Linked DNA regions of Homo sapiens: region 2 is linked to region 1. Evidence: read pairs that join two places in POLR2A ChIA-PET (ENCODE). Cell type or tissue: MCF 10A. All regions are shown on one strand.

Region 1 (2,500 bases):
CTTTGGGAGGCCAAGGTGGGCAGATCACCTGAGGTCAGGAGTTCAAAACCAGCCTGACCAACATGGTGAAACCCAGTCTGTACTAAACATACAAAAAAAATTAGCTGGGCATGGTGGCGCACACCTGTAGTCCCAGCTATGCAGGAAGCTGAGGCAAGAGAATTGCTTGAATCTGGGAGGTGGAGGTTGCAGTGAGCTGAGATTATGCCACTGCACTCCAGCCTGGATGACAGAGTGAGACTCCATCTCAAAAAAAAAAAAAAAAAAAAGATTAATAAAAACAAGTAGGATAATTATTTGCCTCATTTTTGGTGAATGAATGAGTGATGACTGTCACAGTGGGGTGGGTTAAATTAAGGAATAAATGTTTATAAAGCAAAATTTGTAAGGAATGGCCTCTGCTACCACACAGTTAAAAAACAATCACACATTTGGCAGGCTCACTGAGCAATTTCATTCCTCATTGTTCATTGCCTATTGTCATGCATTTGTATAATTATCATATTCTTTACCAATTTTTATTTTATAATAATTTGTATTCATTTATCCATACATTGATTTTCTAACCCATTTATTCCAGTTCAGGGTTGTGGGTGGCTGGAGCCTATCCTGGCAGTTGAGGGTACAAGGTGGGAGCCAATCCTGGACTGAATGCTATTCTACACACGGCACATGAACTCAGACTGGGACACTTTAGACATGCCAATGAACCTAACCTGCACATCGTTGGGATGTGGGAGGAGACCAGAGTACCCAGAGAAAACCCACACAGTCATGGAGAGAAGGTGCTCTAGAACACACCCCAGCAATGATGTCAGGCGTAGCCTCAGAGGGTGGATGGGAGCAGCTTGCAGGGAAATTGAGAGAGCTGGCTCCACTCCCAAGCCCCCCTTCTTTTGAGACAGGGTCTCATTCTGTTGACGAGGCTGGAGTGCAGTGGTATCATCATGGCTCACTGCAGGCTTGATCTCCCAGGGTTGGGTGATCCTCCCACCTCAGCCTTCCAAGTAGCTGGGACTACAGGCACATGGCACCATGCCTGGCTAATTTTTTATATTTTTTAATAGAGGTGAGGTCTCACCATGTTGCCCAGGCTAGTCTTGAACTCCTGAACTCAAACGATCCACCCACTTCAGCATCCCAGAGTGCTGGGATCAGGAGCCACCTGCCTGGCCCTGGCTCCCTTAAAGTGTGACCTTTGAAGGCAAAATGGTAGGTACAATATAAAACACTGCAACAAACCCTGATAATTCCCACGCTTGTTTCTATCCTAAGTCTTGCCCACAAAAGAGAAAACCTATAGCTGACAAAGGTTTGGGAGAGTTCAGCAGGTGTAATCAAAATAGAGTTTGCAGTCCCCACCAGAAAAGATGTGGTGTCAGATGAGGAGCAGATAAATGAGAGCACTGCTCTGATGAGTCACTTGCCTAAGTGATGTCACCAGCTGGGTTTTCACTGCCAGAAAATCAGCAGCTGCTGGACTAGAACATTCCACATCGCTGACAACAGCTCTTCTTCCTTCAGAAGTTTGTTTTCTGCCATTCTGCCAGAACACCTAGCATGCTTTCTCTTTTTATGTTATTTATACTAGAAGGTGAGGAACCTGCCTTTATGTTCTGAACTATGCATGATAGAGGACCCAATTAAAAAAAAAAAAACTCTTTCAGAATTCCAAGCCAAAGCTTCAAGGCCAGAAGCAGCTAGATGTAAATAAGGGCAGGGATTTTTTTATGCAGAGAAACAACTCACTTAAGGTCATACAACAAGCCAGTAAAGACAATACATTTTCTTATTCTTAAACTTAGCCATCATCTCATAAGGCCAATTGGATCCCAGTACTCCTTCATCCAGTGAATTATCAGCAGAGAATCACTTCATTTAGTGACTTGTTCATTTTATTTATTTATTTTTTTTGAGACGGAGTCTAGCTCTGTCACCTCGCCCAGGCTGGAGTGCAGCAGTGCGAATCTCGGCTCACTGCAGCCTCCACCTCCAAGGTTCAAGCAATTCTCCCGCTTCAGCCTCCCGAGTAGCTGGGATTACAGGTGCGTTCCGCCACACCTGGCTAATTTTTGTATTTTTAGTAGAGATGGGGTTTCACCATGTTGGCCAGGCTGGTCTCGAACTTCTGACCTCAAATGATCCACCTGCCTTAGCCTCCCAAAGTGCTGGGATTACAGGCATGAGCCACCGCGCCTGGCCAACTTGTTCATTTTAAATGTAAGTTGTTTAACTCAAAGGGAAATATGCACCTATTAGGTGATTTTTTTTTTTTTTTTGAGACAGAGTCTCGCTCTGTTGTCCAGGCTGGAGTGCAGTGGCACAATCTCGGTTCACTGCAAGCTCCGCCTCCCGGGTTCATGCAATTCTTCTGCCTCAGCCTCCTGAGTAGCTGGGACTATAGGTGCGCGCCACCACGCCTGGCTAATTTTTTTTCTTTTTAAGTTTTAGTAGAGACGGGGTTTCACCATATTGGCCAGGCTGATCTCGAACTCCTGAC
Region 2 (2,500 bases), 130 kb after region 1:
CGTTCAAGACCAGCCTGGGCAACATGGTGAAACCCTGTCTCTACAAAAAATACAAAAATTAGCCAGTGTGGTGGTGTGCATCTGTAGTCCCAGCTACTTGGGAGACTGAGGTGGGAGGATAGCTGGAGCCTGGGAGGTTGAGGGTGCAGTGAGTTGAGATGGTTCCACTGCATTCTAGCCTGGGTGACAGAGTGAGACCCTGTCTCAAAAAAAAAAAAAAAATTGGCTGAAATCTAGCAAAAATGCAAATCTGGGAACACTGTCTTTGAATAGGCCAATTAAGTGTAAATTTTCAGTGTTTAGGGGTTTTCTTAAAACCAGGGAAACATTACCTGAACAGGGCCTAGCTGGGAAGCATCTATGAGAAACTATGTTCAGGTAATGTTGCCAGTGCCCCTCCACCTCAGTCTGGCTCAGTGTACATAATTTCCCTTATTAGAGTTTATTTCAGATACAAGGAGGAATCCCACATAGTCCGTACCTTCAAAGGAGCTTATTCTAGTAGAGGAAATGTCCTAAACCTGGTTAACTCTAGCATCACAGACATACAGATACAGTTATCTGGAAACTGGAGGAGGGAAAAATTGCATCCAGAAATTTAGTGGAAGATGTGATTATTGAGCTGGGTCACAAAGCTCAACAGCCAAATTCACCAGCAGTCTAAAAGACTTGGGTTTAAGCCAGGCGCGGTGGCTCACACCTGTAACCCCAGCACTCTGGGAGGCCGAAGCAGGCAGATCACGAGGTCAAGAGATCAAAACCATCCTGGCCAACATGGTGAAACCCCGTCTCTACTAAAATACAAAAATCAGTTGGGCAAAAAGATTTGGGTTTATTAACCTACCATGACCAGGGAGAGCACCCCAGAGGAAGAAGGGCTGCTTCTCATTACGAGGGAATAGGAAGGGGACTTTGTAAGGTTTGGGCTGGCCCTGAGTAATTCTGAAGAGGGGACAAGGGGAAGTGAGTATCATGGCTATAAAGTTGCTTTCATGAAGTGTGGGCAGTTTAGTAATTGGGTACCTTGGTCGCTTTTGTTCAAGATGTAGGAGCCACACAACAGGCTGGGGAGGTTATTGGTAAGAAAGCAGTAATCATAAGTAGGTGGCTGTTAGGACACTTTACAGCCAAGGTGTGACCTGGAGAGAAAGAAAAGATTGTTTTATGTTATAATTGTCTCATTGGTGTCTGTTACGAGAGACTGAATATACAAATAGACAATGGCTGGACCATTTGTACAACTAGAACTCTGACTGACAACCTGCAGAAACCTCCTCAGGAAACCAATTCGTTATCTACAGCAACCAGCCCAGGAAACAAGCCTGCTGTAAGTCATACTTGCAGGAAGCCAGGTGTTATCTCTAGTGACAATCCAGGAGTAACTTTTCTAACAGCCCCCAAAGCCTAGGACTTAATTAATAACTGGCACCCTATCTCTCACCAGATACAAAAATCAACTCAAAATGGATTAAAGACTTAAACATAAGACCTGAAACTACAAAACTACTAGAAGAAAACATAGGGGAAATGCTTCAAGACATTGAACGAGGCAAAGATTTTATGGCTAAAATTTCAAAAGCATAGGCAACAAAACCAAAAATAGACAAATGGGACTATATTAAGCGAAACTAAAAAGCTTCTGCACAGCAATGGAAACAATCAACTGAGTGAAAAGACAACCTTTAGAATGGGAGAAAATATTTGCAAACTATTCATGCGGCAAGGGACTAATATCCAGAATATACAAGGAACTCAAACAACTTGACAGCAAAAAACCACAAATAATCCATTAAAAAGTGGGCGAAGAATCTGAGTAGACATTTCTCAAAAGAAGATGTACAAAAAACAAATAGGTACATATAAAAAAATACTCAATATCATGAGTCATCAGGGAAATGCAAATCAAAACCACAATGAGATACCATTTCACCCCATTTAGAATGGTTATTATCAAAAAGGCAAAAAATAAGGGTGTTGGCGCACCTGCAGTCCCAGCTACTTAGGAGGCTGAGGTGGGAGGATCCATTGAGCCCAGGAGCCCAGCTCCTTAGCTCAAGCTGCGGTGAGCTAAGATCATGCCACTGCACTCCAGCCTGGGTAACAGAGGGAAGCCCTGTCTCTAAAAAAAAAAAAAAGACAAAAAATAAGGTTGAGCGTGGTGACTCAAGCCTATAATCCCAGCACTTTGGGAGGCTGAGGCGCGAGGATTGCTTGAGCCCAGGAATTTGAGAGCAGCCTGGGCAACATAGAGACCTCATCTCTACAAAAAGTAAAAAAATTAGCCAGGTGTGATAGCAGACACCTGTGGTTCCAGCTACTGGGGAGGCTGAGGTGGGAGGATCTCTTGAGTCTATGAGATCAAGGCTGTAGTGAGCAGTGATCATACCACTGCACTCCAGCCTGGGTGACAGAGTGAGACCTCATGTCAAAAAAAATTAGTATATATACACAATAGAATACTATTTGGCCATAGGAAAAAAAAATGAAAATGTCATTTGCA

Evidence for each region. Peaks named below come from ENCODE experiments on the same cell type or tissue, not always from the same donor. Only the 100,000 strongest peaks of a DNase experiment are listed, where the experiment ranks them.
Region 2: POLR2A ChIA-PET joins it to region 1 with 5 read pairs; 9 of 35 experiments call an interaction of 5 or more read pairs at or near these places.

Annotation. Positions count from the first base shown.
Region 1 is chr7:44,866,062-44,868,561 of GRCh38, forward strand. No RefSeq gene overlaps it. Among named protein-coding and RNA genes, the nearest start is that of MIR4657, 14 kb to the right of the region's middle. In MCF 10A, no CTCF peak of the experiment used is centred here; a DNase peak (open chromatin) is centred at 1,450.
Region 2 is chr7:44,994,006-44,996,505 of GRCh38, forward strand. It overlaps LOC102723334 (a long non-coding RNA gene), which reads right to left. Exons shown (of 4, transcript XR_428139.4): 3 at 1,024-1,139. Among named protein-coding and RNA genes, the nearest start is that of CCM2, 4.9 kb to the right of the region's middle. RefSeq lists enhancers at 925-974, 1,055-1,104, 1,145-1,204, 1,225-1,274. In MCF 10A, no CTCF peak of the experiment used is centred here; no DNase peak of the experiment used is centred here.